2 separate regions of the Homo sapiens genome follow, and region 2 is linked to region 1. A link is a contact called in ENCODE Hi-C data. All regions are on one chromosome and are shown on one strand. Each heading gives the region's core, a stretch centred on a gene start or an enhancer-like site at or near the end of the contact. The rest is flanking DNA. Distances are from core to core; before and after follow the strand shown. Region 1 overlaps NEDD4L (NEDD4 like E3 ubiquitin protein ligase). Region 2 overlaps LOC105372146 (a long non-coding RNA gene).

Region 1 (6,465 bases), core at 3,634-6,133:
GGTGTTTTCAGCACCCCCTACTCTGTTTTCAGTTCTTTGCTATGCATATCCACTTAGGCAATCTGCCCAGGTTTCTTGCACCAAGACTTAATGGACTCTTTCCCCTGCCCCTGGTAGAATTTTTATCAAAAACAAAACTCAAGCATCCAGAGAGAAAATCACCCAACCTTGCATTTTAAAAAATTTAAATTAAAAATTGTTGCTGCCATGGTTGAGGGTCACAATCATCAGTCTGAAAAACAATGTCATCTACAAAGTTAGCTATAGGGAAGGGATAACAATACAAAAAAAAAATGTGTTAAAGACCTCTCTAGCCTCTTCTGAGTCTCTTTCACATCACAGATTGTTCCATTAACTTTTTGAAATACTAAAAACTCCTACAATCTCAGAACCCTATGAAAGGGGAAATTTCTTTTTATTCCAAAGCCAAATACAAATACTTTTGAGATGAACCTTAGCTGTTACCATAAACAGCATGGATATAGGCAACTATTTATATAACAATATTTTTCTATATGAGGAATTCCTTTCTTAGGCCACGACAGGAGGATCGCTTGAGGCCTTCAGGAGTTCAAGACCAGCCTGGGCAATATAGCGAGATCCCTGTATCTACAGAAAAATTGAAAAAAAAAATTAGCTGGGCATGGTTGCATGCACCATGGTCTAGCTATTTGGGAGTCTAACGTGGGAAGGTTGCCTGAGCCCAAGAGTTCAAGGCTGTAGTGAGCTACAGCCGCACCACTGCACTCCAGTCTTGGTGACACAGAGAGGCTCTGCTAATTAATTAATCCGTAGATAGACAAATTCCTTTCTTAAAGAAACCTGGAAGAGTGTTGAAGCTCTGATTCATAAACATTTAAAACTAAAAATGAATCCTAAACATTTTATCTCTGGGACCATATGAAATGAATACAGTACTCTTCATTTGAAGAATTTAATTTTTTCCCACTATTGGTTAATTATTCCTTTTTAGTGACTGGCATTTTATTTGGATAATTCTACAAGTTTAAGAAATTCTCTAACAGAAAAGAAAGAAATAAAGGGGAAATAAAGTTTAAGACTATGTATTATCTACTTTAAAACTAGCTATGTAAAAAGTAGAAATTACTTAAATAAAATCATTCTCTCCTCTGCATAAGTGTCACTATTCGAGAATGGCTTAAATACCTGCTGAAACACACAAAATGTGAATTAACGATGTCCTCTGAAAAAGAACTCCAATCGACTATTCGATTTGTGTTATCATTTTATTTGGCTAGAACAAAAATGCACCTGACAATATGGCCACCAGAGGGTGCTGTAACCCCCCCAATACACCTCGATAGACCAGAGAAGGAATAGACAGTTAAGAGGTCTTCAGGTGACAGAGGCTGTACACCTGCCTTCTAATGAACTTACATGGGCAGAGCCCCTCTGCAGGAGGCTTTCCTTAAACATAAAGGCATCAGTGCTAACTTTAATGTAGGGAGGACAGAAAAGCAATGTGATGGGCACTCACAGAGGACTTTTATATTATTAAAATTCAGAACCTGCATGTTTTAAAGAATGTCCTAAACCTACAGAATAAAATAAATGAGAAAATTAATGAAATGCAAGGGTAATGAAAATATGGACCTGAATAAGTCACCTGGAGAACAAGCACGAAAGGAGGAGAGATTCAGCCAAGGGGTGGGGAGGCAGAGCCAAGGAGGGGCAGAAGAACGGGCGCTGGAGTCGGCCAAGCACAGAAAGGGGGTAGGGAGCTGTCCTCAGCTCAACGCCCCTGGGCCGATGTGGGACTAGAGCAGGATGTGCAGGACTCGGTGCTGGCCCTTGCGGCGCTGAAGGCCTATCAGGGAGAATCTTAGCGCCATGTGCTAAGTGCCACCACAGAGACCTGCACAGGGCCAGGCACAGAGCCAAGGACTGTGCACCCGGGTCACACAGACAGATCAGCAGCACTGGCCTGAGAAAGGAGAGAGCAAGGCACTTGTGCAAAGAGGGAGAAGGGGGTGGTTCTGGGCACCGGCAAGGCACAGAGGAGGAAGAGCGCACCGCGGCTCGGAGAGGGATGCGTTGCAGGGCGTCACAAAGACCTCTGTGCCCCCGTTCACCCAGGGCAATGCACAGTCACCGAAGTGTTTGCCCAGGCAGGAACATGGTCTGTCTGTGTCTTAGAGATAGAATTCTATACCTAGGTGGAGGAATAGAGAGAATAGGGCAGATATGGACGCTGCTTGAGGAGTCCTCTACACCAACGGTCCCCAACTTTTTTGGCACCAGGGACTGGTTTTGTGGAAGACAATTTTTCTCCAGGCTGGTTTGGGGGTTGGAGGAGTGGGGTGGATGGTTTGGAGATGATTCAAGGGCATTACATTTATGGTGCACTTTATTTCTATTATTATTACATTGTAATAGATGATGAAATAATTATACAACTCTTCATAATATAGAATCAGTAGGAGCCCCGAGCTTGTTTTCCTGCAACTAGATGGTCCCATCTAGGGGTGATGGGGGACAGTGACGGATCATCAGGCGTTAGATTCTCATAAGGAGTGTGCAACCTAGATCCCTCACATGCAAAGTTCCACAATAGGGTTCATGGTCCTATGAGAATCTAATGCTGGTGGCTGATCCGAGAGGCAGCGGAGCTCAGGCAGCAATGCGAATGATGGGGAGCAGCTGTAAATAGAGGAAGTTTTGCCCGCCTACCCATGGCTCACCTCCTGCTGTGCGGCCCACTTCCTAACACGCCACAGGAGTTGGAGACCCCTGCTCTACACAAACACTGAAAGCCAGACACAGCAGCCGGAAGGATGAGAGAGTAAAGGACGACTCTTTGGTCCCTAGCTTGGATGACTGTACAGATGGCGAGGCCATCACGGAGACAGATGATTCCAGAGAAAGAACAGTTTCTGATATTTTGACATTCCAGGCCAAGAAACTATGTAAGGACAAACAAAAGATCCTGAATTATACGGCCCCACTAGTGGGTGAAGTCTCACTTCAAGAACATGATGGCTTGACTACATATGCAATAATAAGAGAAGATGAAATCACACTCCAGAGAGCCAGTACACCACCGTGGAAGAAAGATATTTGAAAATTTCTCTTTTGTTTTCCAGATTTGCTAAATAATGTTTAAAATCACCTAACCAAGTTAAAATCCCTGTTCTCAATGAACTCGCACGTGATTCAAGTCAGTGTCAGAGAGAGTGTTTTAATATACAACCAATACTATCATTTTCCTACTAGGAAAAAAAACAAAACTGCGATAAAGCTGTAAGACTAGCCTAGTTTGATTTTTCTACCAGCCACTCCCAAACTTGAAACGCAGTATTTCTTCCACATGTTTCTCTACTTTCCTACCATGAACGCCTAGTTTTAAGCATCTAAAAGTCACAGAAGCTTAAAACAATGATCAATCAGTTCTTCAATAGGAGACACACAATAACATGCCTATAACAATGACGGATAAAAATGCGAACAACCCTTGAAGTGTATTTACTACACATTCCTATGCCAGAAGGAACGTTAGCACACATTCATTAAGAATCCAGGCATATTTTCTATCCCTTGTGTTGATATTATACAGTAGGAATGCCAATCCTTTTAATAATTTACGGAGGAGTTACACATTGCAGATTCCTTATTAAACATTACTTACACTAAGGTCATAAGTCCAACGAATATTCCGTAGCGAAAGTGGGCAATATTTTAATTGCAATACACTCATCTAAATTATGTCTGCATCTGTTTGTATGCATTTAATTCATCATTATTTTTCATGCATTTATTAACACAAAGCAGTGAGAGCGTTTTCTCTAAGGCAAAAACATTTCACAATTGCATTCATTTTTAGACCTTAAAATTTACAGTGGATATCCAAAAGCTTCATACGCTGTATTTTAAGCATGTTACCCTTGAATGGAAAAGAAAATAAATAAAAAGCTACTGCACTATCTAGGAACCCCATTCCCTGGCCCAGAAAGTCAATGCTAGCAGAATTAGTCTGTCATTGACCGACCAGCAGCAATATGAAAGAGTTTAATCTGGAAACCATGACAAAATAACACTGACACTCCCAGTTCTAAATATATATGTTGTAGAAAATCAATGGCTTATAACATCAGAGGTTGGCAGACTGCAGCCCGTGGACCATCAGCTCACACACATGCCCCTTTGTTTATGTATTGCCCAAGGCTGCTTTAGTGCTATGTCAGAGACCATCAGTCCTGCAAAGCCTCAACTACTTAGTATCTGGCTTTTTACAGGAAAATAAATAAAAAAGCTTGTTAGGCCCTGATTTAGATAACTACCTATAGCATGTAGGAAAGGTTTTATTTACCATTTAAGAATTTGCCAGTTCACTTAACTTATAAATAACCTTTAAAATCTTAGCTTCCAGGCTTCTCCCCCAAATAGAATTATTCAATAATTTTATAAAGTCGATGACAATGTTTCTTAGCAAATGAAGTAATACAACATTGGCAATACATATCTGAGAAAGACAACATTCTGGAGTTCCAAAGATGTTTCCCAAATGGATTCAAGATTGTGCGTTTTTAAAAGCATGACTTTTGGGTAGAAGGGACATTGTTACCTTCAATAACACAGATGCATAGGAGGCCCCAAGATCACCAGCCTCACGGCCTCCCCAAAGCTGCACCCACTGAGGATGGGGTGGAGAGCCAGTCCTGTCTACAATGGGGAGAACCATTAAAAAGGTTCAGAGAAACGAGTCCCTTCCTCCTGGGGTGGGGACGCCGGCAGCCACGCTCCAGCATCCTAATGCACACCTCTCCCTACACAGCACCTTCTGGCTGTGTTCCTGAAGGCTTGGTTGGTAGTTCAATTTTTGTTAAATAAATATTTTCCTCATTGTCTTACACATTCAGAACTGCTTTCATTTCTGACTCATCTCAAGTTGGCAACCTTCCCTTCCTCATACTTGAGCTTCTTACACTCTTTCTACCCTTCCTCCCCGCAAGAAAAGGAAAACAGAGGAAGACAGTGAGACAAACAGAATGCACTAAGACAAAGACTCCAGATTCAGGGCACGGGCGTGGGGGCACAGGCAAAGACAGCGGAAGATAAAGGAGAGGAAGGAATGAGGAGGGGCCGGCGGCTCAGGGAGAGGTGCAGGAAGGGGCCAGGGGCTCAGGACACAATGTCAGGCAGGGGATCCAAACTTCACCAGCCCTAGGACTGGCCTCATACTTTTGGCCCTATTGGTGCCTTTGTATCTATGTCAAAATGCGACCCCAGCACTCCTCAGCAGCTTTTTAATTTAATTTTCTAGGCTGCACTCTGACCAGATTAACAAAATTTGTCAAACATCTATGTGTCAGACACCTTCCGCTTCCTAAAAAACACATCAGATTCTCTGCCCTACAGACTCAGTGACCCCAGCATCATTCTAGACTGAAGAAAACGAGGGCAAGAAGTCTTGTAGTTTTCCTTCCACTCTGTCAAAACATTTGGTAAAGCAGAGGTGTCTTTGGTAACAGCAAATATCCATGCATCAGGAGTCAGGGCAACGTGAACAAGGTTCCACAGTAGGGACTCTCACTAATCTCACAACATCAGGGAATGGTACAGAAAAGTGACCTGTCTGGCTGGACACAGTGGTTTGCACCTGTAATTCCAGCACTTTGAGAGGCCAAGGCGGGAGGGTCACTTGAGGTCAGGAGTTTGAGACCCACCTGGGCAACACAGCAAGACAACACCTCTATAAAAATTTTTAAAAATTAGCTGGGCATGGTAGTGTGCCTGTACTCCCAGCTACTGGGGAGGCTGAGGCAGGAGGACTGCTTGAGCTCAGGAGTTTGAGGTTACAGTGAGCTATGATTGCACCCCTGCACTCTAACCTGTGCAACAGAGCAAGACTCCTGTCTCTTTTTAAAAAGGGTGAGGAAGAAAGAGATGAGGGGGGAAATGAAGCAAGGAAGGAAGGAGGAGGAGGAGAGAGAGAGGACGACAGAGTGAATGAGGGAGGCAGGAGAGAGGGACAGGGACAGAGAGGAAGAGGGAGGGAGACAGGGGGAGAGTGAGAGAGAGAAAGAAAGCAGTCTAGTTTGCTCTTTTATTTACCAAAACTGGAGTGGGAGAGAGAAAAAAGCTTATGTGGAAATGTTTGTAAACTGATCATATATTCCCTGCATGCTCACTTAGTGTATACTGAACATGGCACAGTCTTTGCTCAGTGATTCCGGATCATTAGGAAGATCCATTATTGTGGCGATGGCTATATTGCACAGCAAGCCTCCCGCAGGATGGAGATTTGCCAGCTCTGTGCATTTACCCATCTGCCATTTCCAATGCTTCCCTCTGGGAAACCTGGTCGGCTGGGTGGTGTGGAGGCTAGGATTGACATATTTTTAAAGGACGTTGCATGCATTCATATACTTAAAGACTAGGAGGTAAACACAAAAATGTAAATAGTTGTGTGGTTGTTAGGGAGTAAAGAGGTTTTTATCTATATTT
Region 2 (5,746 bases), core at 1,374-3,873, 590 kb before region 1:
AAAAGGAAAGTGTATAAGCATAAATGCCTCAGCTGCAAATTGATCCAGTGCTGGGCATGAAAGACTATATTTTTTGTTCTCTGATAAGTATAGCTAAGTGATGATAAATAAATAGAAGTGGGTTGTCACCAATTAGCATGGCTACTTGTTTCCTTCTCACGCTGCTTCCCCAGTGAAAATGCAGTAGGTATAGGTTGAGGGAGAAGGTCAGCTATGGAGTGAAAGAAAGGAGAGGTTAAAGTCATGGTGTGCACAGCTGCTGGGTGCACCTGAAATAACATTGTTTTCAAAACTTTTTCTTTTCTACCTACCACTAGCTTGAAATATAAGAGCTCATATGCTTCTTTAAAATCCAAGTACAGGAAAAAGGAAAACCAGACCACACTTCCGGTTCTACTTTTGCTCTCTGCTCTTCTGGTGTTATCAAGAGATAACACCACCTCCCTGGGCTGTCCTCTCTCTGGCCATGTGCTCTCAGGCTCAAGTCCCTTAAAGAGCTGGACAGCAAAGTCAAGGATGAAGGAGAAGGGACAGGCAAAGGAAGGTCTTCCATAGGCAGCACATCCCAAGACATGTGTGTATGAAAACATTCTGGATTTTCTCAAGTCCTTTGGCAACATTAAATTTTTTGTGTGTGTGTACTAAGGCTGAAACAGAAGGACTGGTGGAAAGAGGATTGTTGGTGAATGCACGTAGACAGCCTGTGGTTGCATTGATAAGCCTTGTTAAAGTATTCATGTGAAATTTTACTGTCAAAATGGAGAGATTTAGGGCAATTCTAGGTCCCCAAGACCAGTGACTCTGACATTATTCAAAGTTGACGGACTGGGCTAGGTGCAGTGACTCCCACCTGTAATCCTAGCACTTTGGGAGGTCGAGGCAGGAGGATTGCTTGAAGCCAGGATTTTGAGACCAGCCTGGGCAACATGGCAAAACCCTGTCTCTACAAAAAATGTTAAAATTAGCTAGAGCATGGTGGCATGCACCTGTAGTCCCAGCTACTCTGGAGGCTGAGGTGGGAGGATGGCTTGACCCTGGGAGTTTGAGGCTGCAGTGAGCCATGATTGCACCACTGTGCTCCAGCCTGGGTGACAGTGTGAGACCCCATCTCAAACCAAAACCAAGAAAAAAATTAGCAGACTCACCCTTCCACAAGCTTCTGAGCCTCCCAGAGTGGGAACTGGCTCAGTCTATACAGCTCCCAGCACAGCATCAGGCAAGGGTGCCATCATAAGCCATGTTATTGGAGCCAGTCTGCCTGGGTCCAAATCCAGGCCCCACCATTTACTTCCCCTGTGACCTTGAGCAAGCCAGCTAGCCCTCAGGGCTTTGATTTTCTCCTCTGTAAAACAGGGATAATAGCAGCATTTCCACTGCAAAGACCTGAATGAGTAAAATGGTTAGCACTGTGCCAGGCTCATAGCGCTCTGTAAGTATTAGCTGTTATAATTATTAGGGGTTCAAGTTCTGTCTTGCTCAGCTTTCCAGCTCATTGAAGGCTAAAGACCCAGTGCATTAATTGCTCAAAAATTTGTCGTAATTGCTTGGAACTTTTCATTTACATCCTGCAAAGATTATTTCTGCCATAACATTGCAAAGTTTTCAAATAGCCTTGTTCCCGTTTCTGAATATGGGCAGGGATCCCTTTGGGGTGCTCACTGACCACTCCCAGATGAGCCATGGGTTCTGTCTGGGCTGTGTATGGGGAGGGCGTGGAGGGTGGCATGACGGATGTACAGAGTGGAAGCCCTCAGGACAGAGGTGCCCTGGAAAGTTCGTAAGGCACAGCGGCTGCAAAACCTCTCACGCCCACCTTAGAATTCCCAATGTACTTTCCTCAGTCTCCAGGTCTGTCTTTTCCTTATAGTGTTTCTCAGTGTCTCATTCTGTACGTGAGAAATCCCAGTAAAAATCGAGAGTGGGAACAATGCAAAATAGAACTGTATACTTAAAAATGGTTAACATGGCAAATGTTATGTTTTACAAGAATTAAAAATAATAGTTAAAAAAGCCGCAATTATAAAAACAAAAAACTAGAGTAGGAGGGACCTAGGGACCTCTATTCATGATTTGACATCCAGTTTGGAGAGGCCAGAGTCAGGGAAGCTCCCTGCCAGGATTTCAGTCCTTTTTGTTTTTCCCTGCTGGGTGGGTAGTTTTCAAAACTCCGCTAGAATCTAAACGCTTTTGCTTCCGTGCCCTGCCCCCTGCCCCAGGGGCCCCAGATGGGTATCTGGTTGACTGTTCTCAAGGCAGGGGCCTCCCTCCCAGGAGATTCGGTGGAGCTTTTTGATATTTCTCTGCCCTTTGGCAGCATCACAGGCATGGGCATGGGAGAGGAGGGAGCCGGCCACTTGTCCTGGCCTGTTGATGCATGCCCGAGTCTGGCTGTCATCCCAGCCGCGCTGGCTGCTGTCCCTCGGTCTTCCTGAGGGCCCCCAGGCCTTCTAGGTATTGTATTGAGCCACGAGCTGGACGGGGAGGACCTGGATGTGCGTGGGAGCTCGCGGGTGGGTGAGAGCGCACCACTGCTCCGTGCGCTGCGCAGCTGCAGGGCCCCGGGCAGGTGCAGACGGCGCTCAGACCGGGACGAACGCAAGCCTGTGCTGCCCTCTGCTGGGTACCCAGCTCCCGGCCGGCCCCGAGCTCAGAAGGCGAAGGGAGACCCAAGGCCAGGCTGGGGCCCACGAAGCCGGGCTCCTCTAAGGGGTGCACCCAGCTCCCAAGGCCCCCGGGCGGACTTCGAGCAGTCCCCGCGCGGGGGCCCCAGGGTTTCTCGCTGGGCCCATCATGCCCTCTGGGCTAGGTGGCCAGGACTGTGCTCTCTTGCCTAGGGACCGGGTGAGCTCGAACTGTCCCCATGGGGCGGCTGCGGCTCCTGCAGGCTGTGCCGTCCTGGGCTCCTTTTCCGACATTGCCACCTGCCCCATTTCCTTTCCAAAGCAGAGGTGTAGGCGCCTGCCCACTATCAGTCCCTCTTTGTTGCAAGAGGCTCTGAAGGGCCCTCCCGCCTCCAGACCATTCATTCCCGTCTGACTCTGCAGCCAGACAGATCTTTCCAGAACATTAATCTGATTCTGTCATGCCCTGGCCTGACCTCCTTCAAAGTCTGCCAATTGCCAAGAGGGTCATTACAAAACTCAGCATGAAATACAAAGGACTTCAGATCTGGTTCCTGCTTCTCTTCCACCTTTTAACCCCCAGCATTATGGTCTCTTATGTCTGTCATCTTCCTGTCGAGACCAGAGGCCTTGCGCTCTGGAGCCACACAGCCGGAGTCCTTTCCCAGCTCTACTATTTGCTAGCTGTCTGACCTTGGCCGAGTTTCCTCTCTCTCTCTCTCTCTCTTTTTTTTTTTTTTTAAGATGGAGTCTTGCTCTGTCGCCCAGGCTGGAGTACAGTGGTGCGATCTCTGCTGGTTGTAACCTCCGCCTCCCAGGTTCAAGCAGTTCTCCTGCCTCAGCCTCCCAAGTAGCTGGGATTACAGCTGCACACTACCACGCCTGGCTAATTTTTTTGTATTTTTAGTAGAGATGGGGTTTCACCATGTTGGCCAGACTGGTCTTGAACTCTTGACCTCAGATGATCTGCCTGTCTTGGCCTCTCACAGTGCTGGGATTACAGGCGTGAGCCACCTCGCCAAGCCCCAGAGTTTCCTCTCTTGCCTCAATTTTTCATCTATAAACTGGGGATGATAACAGTAATATGCTTCATAGGGTTGTTGTTAATATTATTTGTATATAGAATATATAAATATATGCAAAGCACTTAGAATAGTATCTGGCACATAGTAGGCACTTTATAAGTGTTAGTCAAGATTATTCACTGAAAATGTGGGGTATCTCAGTATGTTGCCCAGGCTGGAGTGCAGTGGCTGTTCACAGGAGTGGTCATGGCTCACTGCAGCCTCGAACTCCTGGCCTCAAGGGATCCTCCTGCCTCAGCCTCCCTAGTAGCTGGGACTACAGGCACGTGCCACTGTACTCACTGCAACGTCTTCCCTTTGACTTCAACTTCTCCTGTTCATCTGATGACTTGAATAGCCATTTGAGCAACCTATCCAGCAACCTCAGATCAGTTCCTCGATCTGAATCCCAGTGACCTTCACTTCCAATTTACTCAATCCACCCCCACTCATGACCACCCCAGAACTGGCCAGCACTTACACTAGCAGAAGTGTTTTCGAAATCTTACACTTCAGTATTCCACCTTCTGACAACGCCCACCTATCCTTCCAGGTATCGTAATGTAAATGATTTTTTATTTGCTCATTTTCTTTCCAGGTTATCCAGTTTTTTTGCCTCTCCTTTTACTATCAGATCTTTCTAGCTTTTAAAAATTTTCCTGAGTGTATACATTACTGATCCCTTGAACTTTTTTCAAGTTCTTGAACTCTCTTGCACATCCATTCCCTCATTTATTCACTCAGTAAACATCCACTGAGCGTCAGGGACTGTGTCAGGGACGAGGACACATGATGTCTGCCCACAGAGCTTAGAGTGAAAGAAGGCAAAAAACACGTTCACAATTATACAACTTTGCATGAGAAAAATGCTGGGAATGAAAGCAACAGGCTGCCAGGTTGGAGAATAAAGTGGAGAACTGCAAGAGGAGAGTCTTCAGGGATGGCTTCAGAAAAGGTTCTTTGAATGTCACCAAATTGAGGCCATATGGAAACATTGACGAGGATGGTTTTTTGTTTTTAGGAGAAAAGTGTTGGGATTGAAACACTTTCAGAGTTAGTAAAAGTGGACTGGGTGCAGTGGCTCTGATGCCTGTAATCCCAGCACTTTGGGAGGCCAAGGTGGGTGGATCCCTTGATTCTAGGATTTGGAGACCAGCCTGGGCAACACAGTGAGACCCCATGTCTACAAAAATTTAAAAATTAGCCAGGCATAGTGGCACATGCTTGTGGTCCCAGCTAATTGGGAGGCTGAGGTGGGAGGATCTCTTGAGCTCACTGTGATTGCGCCACCGCACTTCAACCTGGATGACAGAATAAGACTCTGTCTAAAAAAACAGAATTAGTAAAAGTGACAAAGTAGAGATACAAGTAGAAATAGAGATGGCTCACCTAGGCTCTGTTTTGGCAGTTTAGAGAGGGGAAGCAGAGAAAATGGCAGATACTAGAGCAGGCAGGACTGGCTCCTTGTTAAAAAATTATTAAGAATTTAAAAACAGTGACGGCAGAATATTAAACCAGGCACAGGGTGCTGTGTGTCTGTAGAGGTCTCATGCCCACGAAGCTGGCTCTGACAGCATGCCTGTGTGCCAGTGAGAATAATTGGTCAAAATGAGGCATATTGATCATATTAGAGGGGAGATAACCAAAGAAATGAAATTTAGGAAAGACAAAAAGGAGATGGAGAGGCTGGGCATGGTGGCTCACACCTGTAATCCGAGCACTTTGGGAGGCTGAGATGGGAGGATCACTTGAGCCCAGGAGGTTGAGACCAGCCTGGGTGACATAGCAAGACCCTGTCTACAAAAATAAAAATAAATTAGCTGGGCATGGTGACATGTGCTTATAGTCCAGCTACTCGGGAGGCTGAGGTGGGAGGATTGCTTGAGCCCAGGAGGTTGAGGCTGCAGTGAGCTATGATTATACCACTGTACTCTAGCCTGGGCTAGAGAGTGAGAACCTGTCTCTAAAAGAAAATAAATAAAAGGGGATGCAACCCAGAGTCTACGTGGAGGGGTTAGACAGGAGTGACAAGTCCTCCATTGTAACAGGAAGAAAGAAAAC

Evidence for each region. Hi-C counts contacts between places; a loop is a spot of excess contacts on that map. Pooled maps may share reads with other maps.
Region 2: a loop to region 1 is called in a pooled map, with 2.7 times the contacts of the local background. The contact joins two enhancer-like sites. A Hi-C loop is called at or near these places in 4 of 168 maps with a recorded cell type or tissue (CD4-positive, alpha-beta T cell, GM12878 and transverse colon), 25 of 37 single-sample maps with no recorded cell type and 22 of 50 pooled maps.

The regions. Positions count from the first base shown.
Region 1 is chr18:58,175,765-58,182,229 of GRCh38, reverse strand. All of the region lies in intron 2 of NEDD4L (NEDD4 like E3 ubiquitin protein ligase), which reads right to left. Among named protein-coding and RNA genes, the nearest start is that of NEDD4L, 130 kb to the right of the region's middle. Within about 2 kb of position 4,883, at least 7 of the 41 ENCODE cell types and tissues checked have a DNase peak (open chromatin) inside an H3K27ac peak, as active enhancers do.
Region 2 is chr18:58,765,473-58,771,218 of GRCh38, reverse strand. All of the region lies in intron 1 of LOC105372146 (a long non-coding RNA gene), which reads left to right. Among named protein-coding and RNA genes, the nearest start is that of LINC01926, 46 kb to the left of the region's middle. RefSeq lists an enhancer at 2,298-2,447 and a silencer at 2,528-2,677. Within about 2 kb of position 2,623, at least 6 of the 41 ENCODE cell types and tissues checked have a DNase peak (open chromatin) inside an H3K27ac peak, as active enhancers do.